Linked DNA regions of Homo sapiens: region 2 is linked to region 1. A link is a contact called in ENCODE Hi-C or POLR2A ChIA-PET data. All regions are on one chromosome and are shown on one strand. Each heading gives the region's core, a stretch centred on a gene start or an enhancer-like site at or near the end of the contact. The rest is flanking DNA. Distances are from core to core; before and after follow the strand shown. Region 1 holds the start of LGR5 (leucine rich repeat containing G protein-coupled receptor 5). Region 2 holds the start of TSPAN8 (tetraspanin 8).

Region 1 (7,593 bases), core at 1,661-4,160:
TGTTTCAGTTTCAGATTATCTCTTTGCTCACAAATATAAGCTTATGCTGTTAGAAGCACTCAGGTCACATGTTGAATGCTTTGCCACTTAGAAATTTCTTCTGCCAGATACCCTAAATCATCATTCTCAAGTTCAAAGTTCCACAGATCTCTAGGGCAGGGGCACAATGCCTAGAACCTCTTTGCTAATGAATAACAAAAGTGACCTTTGCTCCAATTCCCAACAAGTTCTTCATCTCCATCTGAGACCACCTCAGCCTGGACTTCAGTGTCCATGTCACTATCAGCATTTTGATCACAACAATTTAACAAGTCTGTGGGAAGTTTCAAACATTCCCTCTTCTTCCTGTCTTCTTCTGAGCCATTCAAACTGTTCCAACCTCTGCCCATTACCAAGTTACAAAATTGCTTCCACATTTTCAGATATCTTTATAGCAATGCCTCTCTCCTGGTACCAATTTTCTGTATTAGTCCATTCTCACATTGCTATAAAGAACTACCTGAGAATGGGTAATTTATAATGAAAGAGGTTTAATTGGCTCATGGTTCCACAGGTTGTACAGGAAGCATGGCTGGGGAGGCCTCAGGAAACTTACAATCATGGTGGAAGAAGAAGGGGAAGCAGGCACGTCTTCACATGAGGAAGCAGGAGAGAGAGGGCAAAGGTGGAATGCAACACATTTTTAAACAACCAGATCTCATGAGAACTCACTATCATGAGAACAGCAAGGGGGAAATTCACCCCCATGATTCAATCACCTCCCACCAGGCCCTTCCTCCAATGCTTGGGATTACAATTCGACATGAGATTTGGGTGGGGACACAGAGCCAAACCATATCACTATTCAAAGGAAAAGACGTTATTATATGAAGAAGACACATGCACACGTATTTTTATTGCATCTCAGTTCACAATTGTAAAGATGTGGAACCAACGTAAGTGCCCATCAACCAGTGGGTGGATAAAGAAAATGTGGTATACATACAGCATGGAAGAGTACTCAGCCATAAAAAGGAATAAAATAAAGTCTTTTGTAGCAACTTGAAGGGAGCTGAAGGCCATTATTCTAAGTGAAGTAACTCAGGAATGGAAAACCAAATACCATATTTTCCCACATATAAGTGGGAGCTAAGCTATGAATATGCATAAGCATACAGAGTGTTAAAACGGATTTTGGAGATCCCAAAAAGGGAGGGTAGGAGAAGGGTGTGGGATTAAAAACTACATATTGGGTACAACATACACTACTTGGGTGATGAGTGCACTAAAATCTCAAAATTCACCGCTGTATAATTCATCCATATAACCAAAACCCACTTGTACCCCCAAAAGCCATTGAAATTTTTTTTAAAATGTTTAAAAAAAGGAAGAAAGACACAAGGTAGGCATTCTTTAAATGTGGAAAGAATGGCTAAGGGAAGCAAGAATAATGTGAGAATAAGCACAGAGTAGCAGTGAATGTGGTATACATAGGGAAAAGTGAAGGAAAAGGGTGTCCAGAGACGCGGGCTCTCTGTACTGATTGTGCGGAAACCGGAGTTAACTCACAATTTTCAGTGGCACTAGCACTGTCAAGTGCTTTGTTTGTTGTTTGTTTTTTCACCCAAGAAAGGAAGATGTTCAGACTACAGATTGTGGTCAAGAAATTATATATTTTAGGTGAACAAACAGCGAGGTTTGGACATGAAGGAAGGCACATACACTGCACAGAGAAACAGCTCTTCCCAACTCTAAAATTTAGACGTTTATTTGGGAAATTTTGTTGGGCAGTCTAAATGCAGGAAGATTAAAAAGGACTTGGAAAATCAACAGGGTATCCTGCCTTCATGATGCTGTGAGGCATTGTGCCCCAGAGTGAAAACTGCATTTTTGTGAGTTGGTGTGGCAGGCTTGGAATACCACCTCTTTCAGCAGCTCACTCAGGTCTGGCGAGGGCTATTTGTACCTCAACGAGGGCTTCTCTCCAAGAAAGCCCTGAATCCTTTTCCTCCTTTTTCCTGCAGATTCACTATAGGACACTTTTTGAAGCAAGAGCATGCATTTTCCCCCTGGCGCTCTGCAGCGGTTCTCAGAGCCCAGTGTCACTCACATAGGTGGGACTGCTCTCAGTTCAGAGAGCGCTGGGACACTTAAGATGAAAAGTCCCTGGAAGTTAGCAAACAGCCATCTGTCACTCTGGCATCGATTTACTAAAAGTGACTTCTAGGGTATTCTAAACCACTTTTAAAAAACAAATGAGTCACTTCGACTTCCTCACCCCGCAAGAGATAGGAAGGCAGCAGTGGAGTGCTCGCTCAGGAGCTGTATTTGTTTAGCGATTAGCCTAGAGCTTTGATTTTAGGGCAAAAGCGAGCCAGACAGTGCGGCAGACGTAAGGATCAAAAAGGCCACCTATCATTCGCCGGGGACGCCTGCCTCCTTACCCTGATAACGTAACTATTTCTCTGCATAGGATTTTAGTTTTTGTGTTTTTGTTTTGTTTTATTCTGTTTAATCACTTCAAGTATCTCATCCATTATTTGAAGCGGGCTCGGAGGAAACGTGCCGCATCCTCCAGTCCTTGTGCGTCTGTTTAGGTCTCTCCGAAGCAGGTCCCTCTCGACTCTTAGATCTGGGTCTCCAGCACGCATGAAGGGGTAAGGGTGGGGGGGTCCCCTATTCCGGCGCGCGGCGTTGAGCACTGAATCTTCCAGGCGGAGGCTCAGTGGGAGCGCCGAGAACTCGCCAGTACCGCGCGCTGCCTGCTGCCTGCTGCCTCCCAGCCCAGGACTTGGGAAAGGAGGGAGGGGACAAGTGGAGGGAAAGTGGGGCCGGGCGGGGGGTGCCTGGGAAGCCAGGCTGCGCTGACGTCACTGGGCGCGCAATTCGGGCTGGAGCGCTTTAAAAAACGAGCGTGCAAGCAGAGATGCTGCTCCACACCGCTCAGGCCGCGAGCAGCAGCAAGGCGCACCGCCACTGTCGCCGCTGCAGCCAGGGCTGCTCCGAAGGCCGGCGTGGCGGCAACCGGCACCTCTGTCCCCGCCGCGCTTCTCCTCGCCGCCCACGCCGTGGGGTCAGGAACGCGGCGTCTGGCGCTGCAGACGCCCGCTGAGTTGCAGAAGCCCACGGAGCGGCGCCCGGCGCGCCACGGCCCGTAGCAGTCCGGTGCTGCTCTCCGCCCGCGTCCGGCTCGTGGCCCCCTACTTCGGGCACCATGGACACCTCCCGGCTCGGTGTGCTCCTGTCCTTGCCTGTGCTGCTGCAGCTGGCGACCGGGGGCAGCTCTCCCAGGTCTGGTGTGTTGCTGAGGGGCTGCCCCACACACTGTCATTGCGAGCCCGACGGCAGGATGTTGCTCAGGGTGGACTGCTCCGACCTGGGGCTCTCGGAGCTGCCTTCCAACCTCAGCGTCTTCACCTCCTACCTGTAAGTACTTCCCCACGTCACTCCGGGAGAGAGACTAAGAGGGGAAGGAAGGTTCGTCCAAGGCGAGGCTGGAGGCTCCTCGGCGCCCGCCTGCTCGTGGGGGAGGGGGGCGAGTTTGTCAAGGGCATCCTGGCCAGGCCTGTTAGGGCCCCCAGAGAAATGCACGTGTCTCGGGGAGTAGCGTGCCGGCACTTTCTGGACCCGCAGAGAAATGGCTTCGAGTGCAACCCGGGAAAGCGCTGCTGCGCCGCAGCTTCCCAGTCCAGCGCTAGAAACATCGCAGGGCGAATTCCTGCAAATGCAGGCATTTGCGTGCGGAGTGGACATTTGTGACCCAGAGCCTGGTACCCAAAGGCAGGCTGCCATCTGGTCCCCGCCCCAACCGCCTCTCTGCGTCTAGTCGCATTCCACGAAAAGATGGTCTGTAGAAAGTTTCCCCAAAGGAGAAACAACTTGCCCAGCTCCAAAGGGTTTTTAGTCTGCATCCCTTGCACTGTGACGTGATGTAACCTTTTTGGGGTTTTTTCCTCTTTTCCTCCCTTCCTTCCTCCCTTCTTCCTTCCTTCCCTCCCTCCTTTCTTTTTATTTTCTTTCTTTTTTAACGGCGTGATTAAAATGTGGCAACCACAAACCCCGATTAGAGCTGCCAGAACGTTATCTTTACCTTTGGCTGCCCGCGCCGCCCTTTGAAGTGCCCGCGGCCGCTGTGTAATCTTTAACCATCTCTTCCCCCGGGGAGGAAAGGGGAAGTGGGCTGAAGGCTGTTGGGCTGGTAAACAGCGGCACCGACACCCAAAGGGAGACCTGAAGCTCTCTATCATCCCTGGGGGATTCTCCCACCCCTTCTCTCCCCACTGCAACTTCCAAAGCCCTGAGGCGGCGGCTCATTGCGTAATTTTTTCTGTGGAAAACCCAGGCCCGAAGGTAACAGGTAGTTGGGTGAACGCGGTGACCCAGGAGGAACCCTATTCTCGGAGACCAAGGCGACTACTCTCTCCACCCCCGTGCAAAGCATCTGGGGCTTCATTCCTTCCAGCAGAGAGGCCAGGTTCTAGGCCACTCTGGGAAACAGGTGCTCCTTACCACAAGGTGAAACATTTAGGTTTTAGATCAAGACATTGCAGCGAGCCCACCCCAAGCCCATGCAGTCCCAGTTTTCGGCTTCTCTGATGTACCTTGGCAGGAGAGAGTTGGGATGTTTGTGAACCAGTTCTTCCATCTGTTTAGTTGTTTTCTGGAGGGAAGAAACATGAAGAGGCTTGCACAACATTTTCCACTAGGTAGTGATTCTTTTTCTGGAGACAGAGTGAGGAAGAAAAAAACATCTTTTACTTGCTTTAATATTGTCTTTAAAGAAAGGTACCATTCTGCTAGATTTTAGGATTGGTAGATGGCAGGTCGCCTCCTCCTCTACCATAAAGCTATTTTGACTGCTTTTTCTTTTTTACCTGAAAGAATGTTAAAACTGTTTCCCCACCAGGTTTCCCTTCAATTGCACTCGTGCATGTGGTAGTGATATCGTTCCAGGAATGGAAATCTCTCCTAAATGATCACGCTCTCAGAATTCACATTTCCTCCTCCTGAACAGCTATCTCTACTACAAAGCAGAATACTCATCCCCAACCACTCTAGTTTAACTGCTAAAGTCAGTGTTGCAAGGATCCCGCGCTCTCCAATGCAGTGAATTTCTGAGACCAGTTTGGCAATTTTGCTTGGCAGCCTATAACTCCTCTTCCCCATCACCCTGAAGAAGTTTGACTGTATGCAAGGGAGGTGTGCAGTACCCCCAGACACTTAACTTACTATTTAAATCATACATTCATTATAAAATATGTTTAAGGATACAGAAAATAAGCTTATGAATAGTTCCAGATTGCTTGCTTCTCTCACTTGAAAGAACAAACATTTGTTAGGCTTCCGTTACTAAAAGTTGGCATAAAATTCTGCTTTAAACCATTTCCCACATACCTCAAATGCATTTAACTGTGTCCTCCATGTGCTCAGGGGAACTTACTGCCACCTACTGCCAATGTTCCCTATCTATCTATAGATAGAACAATCTATCTATCTATATTATAGATAACCTCTTGAAGTTAAGATACTATTAGGAAATTAAGTGCCATATTATTCTCATGTGATGACAGCCTGTACCCTGGCCTAAGAAGACATTTTCCCAGTGCCCTGTGAAATATTAAACTCAGAGTATCTGTAAAAAGTGATACAGTAAATGTTAAATACTTATTTCTAATGCAACACAGTTCAGGGAATATGAGTGCTGAATATAGAAGTCAGTCCTGAAGTAAATAAGCAATGTGGTGTTCTTTATAATGTGTGATTTCATAATTTGGTGTCCCTATATACTAAAAAATGCCAGGGCCCATGGGATGCCCTTTGAGCAGGTATTGAGGGTTTGGGGGCTTTGTTGGTTTCTTACAACCAGAGGAACGCTGTGCAGACATTAAGGGTAGATGATGCCCTCTTTTGGTTACACCTAGTATTCTCTGACCATTTCTGTCTTCACTTGTGCAGCCAAAACATAAAAGAGGAATTTTGATTTATTCATATTCAAATAAATGAGTATGTGTTCTACTGATTTTCTTATTTGAAGGAATAACTTCCCTTTGATGTTGAAAGGGAACACAAAGTTATAGCTCCACTCCACTGGGGCCCAGTAGAAATTAAGCCTTGATGAAAAAGTTGCAGTGTACCAAGACTGATGTGGTAAAAAGCCAGAACTACTATCTTTTATTATTTGTAAGAGGTTATCATCATTTATTTAGTCAAAATGTTATCACCCAATCCCCTTCAAAAAAAGAACAAGCATTTCCTTTTCTTCAAACAGATTGATGATGGCAAGTTCCAGCTGTACACATTTGGCAAGTAGCTGTACACATTTACCACAATCTGAGAGCTGGCTAGTCAGACTTGTAGGTAAAGAAAGTTTCCTACATCTCTTCACAGAATGCAAACACTATTTATGTGCCATTTTGTAATCTTTTTTTCCCAGAAAAGCAAAATTTTAAGCCAGTGCAAATATTAATATTGATTCTCTTTTCTTACTGAGCTGCCTTCCACAGTAGGTCTTTAACTGGACCAATAAACCGAGTGAAAACGCTGGAAAAATCTCAGTCTTCATCTCTTCTCTCCCCCTGCTGCCCCAGCAAGTGGTTATGGGCTCTGATTTTACTAACAGGGGCTAATAAAGTTTACTTAGCAGAAAATAAGGAACGCACCAAGGTTGAGATATAAAAGCAGACAATAATGGTTTACAACATTTAATACCAGTTGTGATCTGTCCTAAATAAAGTAGTTCTAACATCTAATCTTAGTATAGGTAAGTTATTTTAATGCATCAAATGTGGACATTTTTATTAATAGGGTCTTAAAAGTAAACTCCTCTCTGCTACTTTGATGTGTCTGTCTAGTTAGTGTGACATTCAGATAGAAAACTGAATCCTAATGAAGATCCTAATATAATAAATATACTTTTCTTTATTGGTCCAGAACAGCTATTTTATTTTAAAAAGAAAACTGAATTTTTCTTTGCTGTTCCTTAAAGGCATTCACATTTCATCCACAAGCAAATGTATGTTATATAAACCAAAGGGACCAAGAGAAAAGATTTTTTTTTTTAATTATATGTAGTTTGGTTACTTTTTCATATGTAACTTTGAAACAAAATTTAATTTTACACATAACTCCTAAAACTAATGTTAATAAGAATGGAACAAAAGCCACAATTAGTTAAATCAGGCACCGCCTTAATATCATAAATGTGTTTTAAGTGTTTAAGATGCAGTTTCAAGATGAAAGATCCTTTTTAGGATCTTCTTTGAAAATGAGTTAATATAGTTCTGCTTCTCTTATCTTAAATAAAAGAAAATGTACTTTAGAAATGATTACAAAAATAGTAACTCTTATAACAGCCTTAACATTTAGATCAATTACAAACATTATACAGTTTGCTCTAAAATGTACTTTTAGAATTGTTTAAAATATAATGATGCCAGTAAATTTTCTTCATTTTAATGAAGTTCTTTCTTTTTCTCCAGGATTCCTGGGGATTTTTTCCATAGTGTTTTTGTTATAGGGTGAATTATTAAAACTAACTGATAATTAGTCTAAGTAATTTTTTAAAGTAGTGAGCTCATTCAAACAATTTTGTGGCATAAATTTAAAATAAATATT
Region 2 (7,593 bases), core at 2,357-4,856, 280 kb before region 1:
GTGGCATGGTACAGACCTCTACAATCTACCCTGAACCCTATCAAGGTAGGTAGGTAAATAATCCTGAATCTATAACCTACCCCTTCCTAGACTATTATTTTGATAATTTAGATCTATTCCAAATTTCTGATTAGCTGTTTAATGAAACACTGACCTCTGATGTCTTCATAATAGCTATTAGCACTTTCCAGGATGTTTTAATACAACAAAGATATATTTTAACTGTTTCATTATTTGAAGATTGCTACTGGTTTCAGTGCTTTGGAACATCTTTAATAAAATAGGAGCCTTGCATTTATTAGCATATTAATATTTTGGTTTGTTTAAATGTGCCATATATATTCTGTATTACATAAGGAAAACAATGACTATAGCTCTTTAAAGACAGATATCAGAACTTGGTGGAGAAATGGCTGATTCGAGGTCTGGACAGGAAATAAGCAAGTGATCTGGAACATGTCAAACCAAATACTAAAGAGGCTATCAAAGTTATTAGGATCATTTCAAAAGAACTTGAGTCACCTTGAAGAAGCTCCTGATGGCCAGAGATGGAACAAATTGCACATTAATAAGGGTAAACATTGTAATGGAGCTGATCTATTGTTTCATAAGGATACTTAAAGAAATACTAACTTATCACTGTTGGATAATATTAGTAACTTAACTCATCACTTGCAATCTGGTAAGTAAAGAGTGAGAAAGAAGTATTTTATGCCACTTAAAAAATATTAAAAATGGGATACCCAGGTAATTAAACAGTAAATGAGAAGTTTCTCCTTATAGAAAGTGTTCCAGCTAATAAAGAAAGAAAAGTTGATGAAACTAGAATATCATCACTTTGAACCACTTAATGAACTAATGATGGATTTTGGCACTTGACCATCAATGGCTACGAACGTCACAAAAGAGGGACACAATCAAACCTCCAGTGCCTCCTCATGAAAGAATACAAAATCACTTATGATTGTCGTGTGAAAAAAAAAGGACCTTGAATTGTATCAGGCTGCACCACAGGTATGCAAACAGCAAAATCCAGACTGTGGGCAATGTGATAAAACAAACAACACACACCAGTGCATAAAATTTCAGTAGGGAGAAAAAGAGATGTTGACTGAGGGAGAATCAACAGATTAAAATAGACATGAAACATATATTAACCAACCACACAGTGTGGACCTTATTTAGATCCTGATTCTAACAGGAACATTTATGAGGTAATCGGAAATTTCAGCCCTGAATGGGCTCAAATTTGACAGTTTGATTAAAATTGTCAAATCAATTTGACAATTGATTTAAAAAATTCTTATTAAATTTTTAAAGTGTAATAATGATATTGTGGTAACATTTTTTTTTTTCTGAGATGGAATCTCACTCTGTCGCCCAGGCTGGAGTGCAGTGGTGCGAGCTCGGCTCACTGCAACCTCCCCCTGCCAGGTTCAAGCAATTCTCCTGCCTCAGCCTCCCAAGTAGCTGGGACTACAGGGGCGTGCCACCATGCCCGGCTAATTTTTCATATTTTTAGTAGAGGCAGGGTTTCACCATGCTGGCCAGGCTGGTCTCAAACTCCTGACCTTGTGATCCACCCATCTCGGTCTCCCAAAGTGCTGGGATTACAGGCGTGAGCCACTGCGCCTGGTTGTGGTTACATTTTTTCAAGAATTATTATGTTTCAGAGATATATACTAAAATGCTTACAGACAAAATTATATATCTGAGATGTGCTTCAAAATAATATGGGGTGGGGGAAGTGAATACAGTAAAAATGGAGAAAGATTGGCCATCTTTCTGTGGCCACCTGGGCTGGCCAATGGAGTTGATTACCTATCCTATCTTCTTTAGTGAATATTCAAAGTTCTCCAAAAAAAAAAAAAAAAAACAAACAAAAAAAAAACTAGAAACAAAACAAAACCAAAGAATACAGGTCTTTCTTTTTTTGTATAACCTGCTCCCAATGTTTAATCAATTTAAGTATCTCAAGGGAAGAAATGTATCAGAACTAACTAAAAAACTGGCATATATGTAGCATGAGCTACATTAAATATTTGCAAAAGCAGCCCATTTTTTTAACCTAAAAACAGCAGCCCATTTTTTTTGCCTTCTTTATTTTACTTTTTTAAATATTTACTTACTTATTTAAAAGTCACCAATATATCCATTTGTACTCATTAGCACTACTGATCATTGAATGGAAAATCAGTCTATACAATAAAGCTGTATTCATGTAGTTAAGTTTAATTAAGTTCATCATTATTTTAATAGAACAGAAATATAGCAACACATAGGTATGAGATGTCTGTTTACTAAAGATCAGGTACAAAAACAAAACCAGAGTTCTTTCATCCTTGGAGTGGATAAGGTAGCTTTTAATCCAGTATACAAAATACTTTTTTCATTTAAATACTTTGTGCTATTTCCACTGATTGACATTTAAACAATCTTTAATTGTACCATATATGCTAAAAATGATAAGGTCAATGTCCCAACATCCCAGCCTGCTCTTTTCATACCTTGTTTTTCCATTATCTATTGATAGATATCAGTTATCAATTTGTTGGTTATGTCTATGTCAATGGACTTTCAAGAGAAACATAACAAATTGCTAAAATACAAATCCTGTCAATTAAAAGGTAGGGTGATGACACATCAAAATACTGACTTTAAAATGCCAATACATATATATATCCACGGTCTTAGTTTGATTTTCTTATGATTTAGGAATTTTATCATTTCCCCCTCAAGTTTTTCATGACCCATTTTTTTTGTCTTTGAGGCTCTGAAAATGATCTTTATTGTCCCACACCCTGCGATTCACCTGTTCAAACCCAGAAGTGAAGGGCGGGAATCAGGACCCGGGCTCCGGATGGAATCAGACCATGTTTTTACCACAGAGTCCTTAAATTAGGGAGGCCTGCTTGATATACAACTAAGGAAAATTGTCCTTTAATTAAGGGGCATTTGTGTTCCTCTGTGATTTTTTTTTGCAGCAATATGAAAACATTTATGAAATGTTTATCCTCACATTCTGAAGTGCACTTTTTTGAGTCCTTGGCTCATTTTCAATTACTGAAATAACCAAAGAAAGAACAAACAAATCCAAACAAGTACATGGAAAATACATTTTCCCCCTTCTCTTATTTCTCTAGTGTACAGTCTGTTCTTGTTTATGATATTTATATCAAGATCCCCTTTCTTGCATAAAATTGATAATTAAAAGGAAAACACTTACCCAGAACAAGAAGTTGAAGGTAAACATAGAATATTTTATACAGGCACTCACACCTGCCATTTCGGAAAAGGATTAGGAATCCAGATGCCGTGAATTTAACTATTCGTTACAGGCTTGTCCTGCAATATGCTCTGGAGCAACTTGCCTGCAGAGATTTCTGTATCCACGGCTTCAGAGCAGAAAGAGAAAGCAAAGAAGTAGAGGGAGGAATAAAAAGTTATTAAACTGGATAAAAAAATTAACCCACACATTTAAATATCGCAAAGGCTATTAACCCACACATTTAAATATCTCAAAGGCTATTAACTCACACATTTAAATATCGCAAAGGCTATCTCCAGGCAAGTATGTTCCTTTGCTTGTCATAGCTCCTGGGGCACTGGGCCAGGATATTTATGATCCTTTCTCAAAAACTGCCTCCTCTAAAGTAAACAGATATCAAGTGAAGGGAATGGCACTGGATCAGGCAAGAGAATGGCACAGTGCTACTAAGTTCTTGGCTTTCAGAAACCACTGCCTGACTTCCCCGCCCTCCATTTCAACTATGGGGAAATAAGGTTGTTTTGTTCTGAGTTAAATGGACATTGTATCTCTACTCATTTTTGCATTGCATTTTCTCAATACTACAAAATTCCTTCTAAATGCAATAAAATGCATTTAGAAATCTGCAAAATATCAAAGCTTAGACATAGCAACCTGTTATCATTAAACCTAGAATAGTAAAATAACCATTACATGTATCTGCCCTCCAAAACATCTAAATTTATTTCAAAAGAATTCCAGAGCTGCCGTAAATACACCACAGAAATTGCAGAGGGAGAGGCAGCCTTGCCTATCATGATAAGACCATTTGCTTTTTATCTTTATTTCTTTATGATACAAAGGGAAAGAAATCATAAAGTGGCACTGACTGCAACATTGTTTTCATTTTATAATGCGTAGTCATTCTGATAGCTTGGTTTGTTTTTAAGGTGGACACTGTAATTTCCTTCCTCTGATAAATTGTATCTAGCAACAGCTGTTCTCCACCAACTCAGTTTCTGGATTCCAGGTCCTCCCGGACAAAAAAATTCAAAATGGGAAGGTGGTCATGGATCAGTGACCATAGATTTTACTATTTGTTTCTAGTGCTAATAGAAGGCAGCTGTCTCAGGTAAAGGCAAAATGCTCCGACATCATCAGGGAGGTGTGGACTGCTTTGTGTAAACAGCCTGGGTCATGTTAGTTTCCACATCCTGCCTCTCAAAGGGAGTTCTTCTCCCCCTAAATAAAAGAACCCTCTACTTTAAAAGGTTGTTGAGAAAATTATTCTTTAGAATCTTTGCTAAGTTTTACACGATAAGCAAGCATGAACTCCTTACAAAAGAAAAATATTATTTCTAATTTTCACTGGCATACAATGTTTTTGAAACAATTCTACTCCCTGACTACAAATACAATATATTTTAATGCATTATCAACAATAATATATAGCGTTAAAGGCCAAATTTAGGATTAATTCCAAAAATAATGGCTTAATATATAAATCATCACTAAAATTGTTTGTGTTCTCTTTCCTACTAGAAAATGGATAGTTTCACAACCTTCTATTGAGATATTTTGTATATAGAATAATCCAAGGCTGAAAGAATAATTTCAGATTGAATGAAAACCAAAATTGATTCATAGTCCCAGAAATGATTATTTATCAGAGGCTAAAATTAAAAAAAAATTACAGATTTAAATGCTGCTTTGTTGAAAAGAATGTATTGAATACTACCAAATTTTAGTTTGAAATAGATATTTTGGTGGATGCTGAACATCCTTAAAAAGAATACTGTGTAGTCTTTAGTTGAATCACTCTTGAACTCTGTAACACAAAAATCAATGGATGTGTTTGTACAGGAGAATGACTGTGTAATAGAACCCCTAGTCTAATTCAAAACCTATATGAAACAGTTCACTCCTGGAAATTCCTATTCCTATTAATGTTATAATCACACAACACTCTCCCAGGCTGAATTTGTACAGATATTTTGTATTTCTCTTTCTTTCCATCCAATCACTCTTACTGGTCTGTGTAGCTCCTAAATTACTGTCAAAACTATTTCTTCCATCTCATCCTTTTGCATTTCATTATTCAGTCCTTTATCATTTCTTACTTGAGCTGTGTCAATAGAATGAGAATTAATTTCCCTGGCAGTTTCTCCCAGTTCCTCTCTGCCTTAGCACTTTAAAATTCTTTTTGAGAAATACTTATTGATTAGGTAATGATAATGATGAAAACCCAATCTAAGGATATTTTCCTTTTACCTACAAGATAAAGTTCAGATTCCTTAAAGTAGCATTTACAGCACACAGCAAACAAGTCCTCCACCCACTTTCCAGAATTTTGTCCCTCCCCTTTCTTCCTAGGCAGCCTCCACTTCTAGGCTCCATAACCACAGAATTATTTCCCAGGCCTAGAACACACCTTTGGATTTTATGCCTTGTTCCTTCTGCCTGGAATATCCTTTCCCACCTTCTCTATTGCAACATCCCTGTGGAGCCTTCCCTTCCTCATCCTCTGCCCCCACTCTGGGCAGATTTACTTGCTTCTCAGTCCTCAAGTCCATTATTATTTGAACAGACCTTAAATCTACAATTGCCACTATATCACATTTATTTGTGTCTCTCCCCCACATTTGATTCTATATGCCTGAAAAGCAGAAATCTTACCCTATTCACCTCTGTACCTACAGTAGCTGGCATTAGAGCTACAGAGATTTGCAATGGCAGCCAAGCTCCTCAGAAAGTTCAACTAGTGATTTCCTCATTAGGTTCTCTAGGGAACTACCAATATGCTACCTCTGCCTTTAAAAAATCTATTAGGTCAAGAAAAACAGTTTATTAATTTCAGGACTTGTCAGAGCCTTCAACTTTCTAATATTCAAGGAGGTGATATATAGCAATTCTGAAATGAATATAATCTCAGAACATATTTTTGAATGACATATTCAGGACTGGTGTTACAGAACACACATACGCACTTACAGAAGCACTGTTCTAGACAAACTCTCACTCTTACACCTGAGAAAAGAGCAGCATAGGCAGATTGAGTAGCCCAAGTTCACAAAACTGGTTAGATCTCCTTCTAGAAACAAGGTCACAGGATTATCAGATCAGTATTCTGTCTACTGGCGTCAACAATCTCTTGAGTTCTGTAGTATGAGAATGAGTCATTTACTCATTACTCATTTAACGTGTCTTAGATATTGAGAAATTTTCATATAACAGATATTTTAACAGTGGTGGGAGGTTGCAGGGGTTGGAGATTGTCAGTAATAAATCTTAGACCCTGTGAAAGACCGGGCCAGTAAGGAAAGAAATGGAGAGTGAAATATTATAAGAAGAAATGACAATCGAGGGAAAGAACAGAGGGAAAGTCTAAGTAAATTTAGATAAAGTTTTTCTAATGTTGCCATCATGCCAATTACTATTCATTGCAGCAAATGCACAGAGTAAGGCAGGATAATGATTCCAATTTGATTAATTGTGAAAAGTCTCCATGAGGCAGTCATCAGTGAACTAGATTTTGATAGCAGTATGGGAACCCATGCAGGGGAAAGAAAGAGAGAGAGAGATTCCTTATGCTCAGGGCAGAGGAAAGTGCATGAGTAGTACCATCAAATACCCCACAGAAAATATGGCATTTTCTCTAAGTCATCAGGCAAACCAGGCCTACGTTTGGGACTTGGACCAGAAATTAAGCATAGATAGTTCATATTTTCATCATGATATCATCTTCTCCTCCATAAGATAATATTCAAAAATTTATTCAACTGATGTATTGAATCCTTACCATATTCCAGGAATGAGACTAAGTGCTGGAAACATAGTAATTTATGAAACAAGATAAAAATCCCTGCCTTCCTAGGCCTTACACCATGGTGAAAAGGTAACTTCTTTGCCTTTTTGTTTCCAACATCTCGTTACCCGATATATTTGTCCATGGAATAGACAGTAAAAAAGCAATTCATGTGTGGTAGAGAAAAGATTATTTTTTTCTCTTGTCTTTTATACTCTCCCATTATCACTGTCCCTCTATACTATTTGTTTTTCATGACGTTGTTAATAATCAATTCATGTTCTCAAAGGCTAACAGCAGCAATAAAAACATAATGTTGAGATTTCTCTTCCTTATGACTGTACTGAGGGGTGTGTATGTAAGGACATGAGATCATACACTCTGAACAATTTGAGTGAAGAGATTCTGGTGCTTTTAGCATGTCTCATTTTGAAAAACCTTTTTTATTTTTGGAAAGTTGGAGTTCTCACTTAGGGGTTTTATGGTCTCTTTTACAGGAGCAGAGCCTTGGCTCTTGTGTTCTAGTCCCATTCTAGCCTTC

The links. A loop is a pair of places that touch in the nucleus more often than their neighbours do. ChIA-PET counts read pairs that join two places held with the same protein, here RNA polymerase II (POLR2A).
Region 2: a map of HepG2 shows a loop between it and region 1 (3-fold over the local background). The contact joins the promoter of TSPAN8 here to the promoter of LGR5 in region 1. A Hi-C loop is called at or near these places in 2 of 168 maps with a recorded cell type or tissue (both HepG2). POLR2A ChIA-PET finds 5 or more read pairs at or near these places in 1 of 52 experiments (HepG2).

What each region holds. Positions count from the first base shown.
Region 1 is chr12:71,436,888-71,444,480 of GRCh38, forward strand. It overlaps LGR5 (leucine rich repeat containing G protein-coupled receptor 5), which reads left to right and starts at 2,911. Exons shown (of 18, transcript NM_003667.4): 1 at 2,911-3,405. The coding sequence starts at 3,194. LOC124902962 (a long non-coding RNA gene) reads right to left here. Exons shown (of 3, transcript XR_007063364.1): 2 at 4,581-4,700.
Region 2 is chr12:71,154,393-71,161,985 of GRCh38, forward strand. It overlaps TSPAN8 (tetraspanin 8), which reads right to left and starts at 3,607. Exons shown (of 9, transcript NM_004616.3): 1 at 3,538-3,607; 2 at 3,227-3,395. The coding sequence starts at 3,286.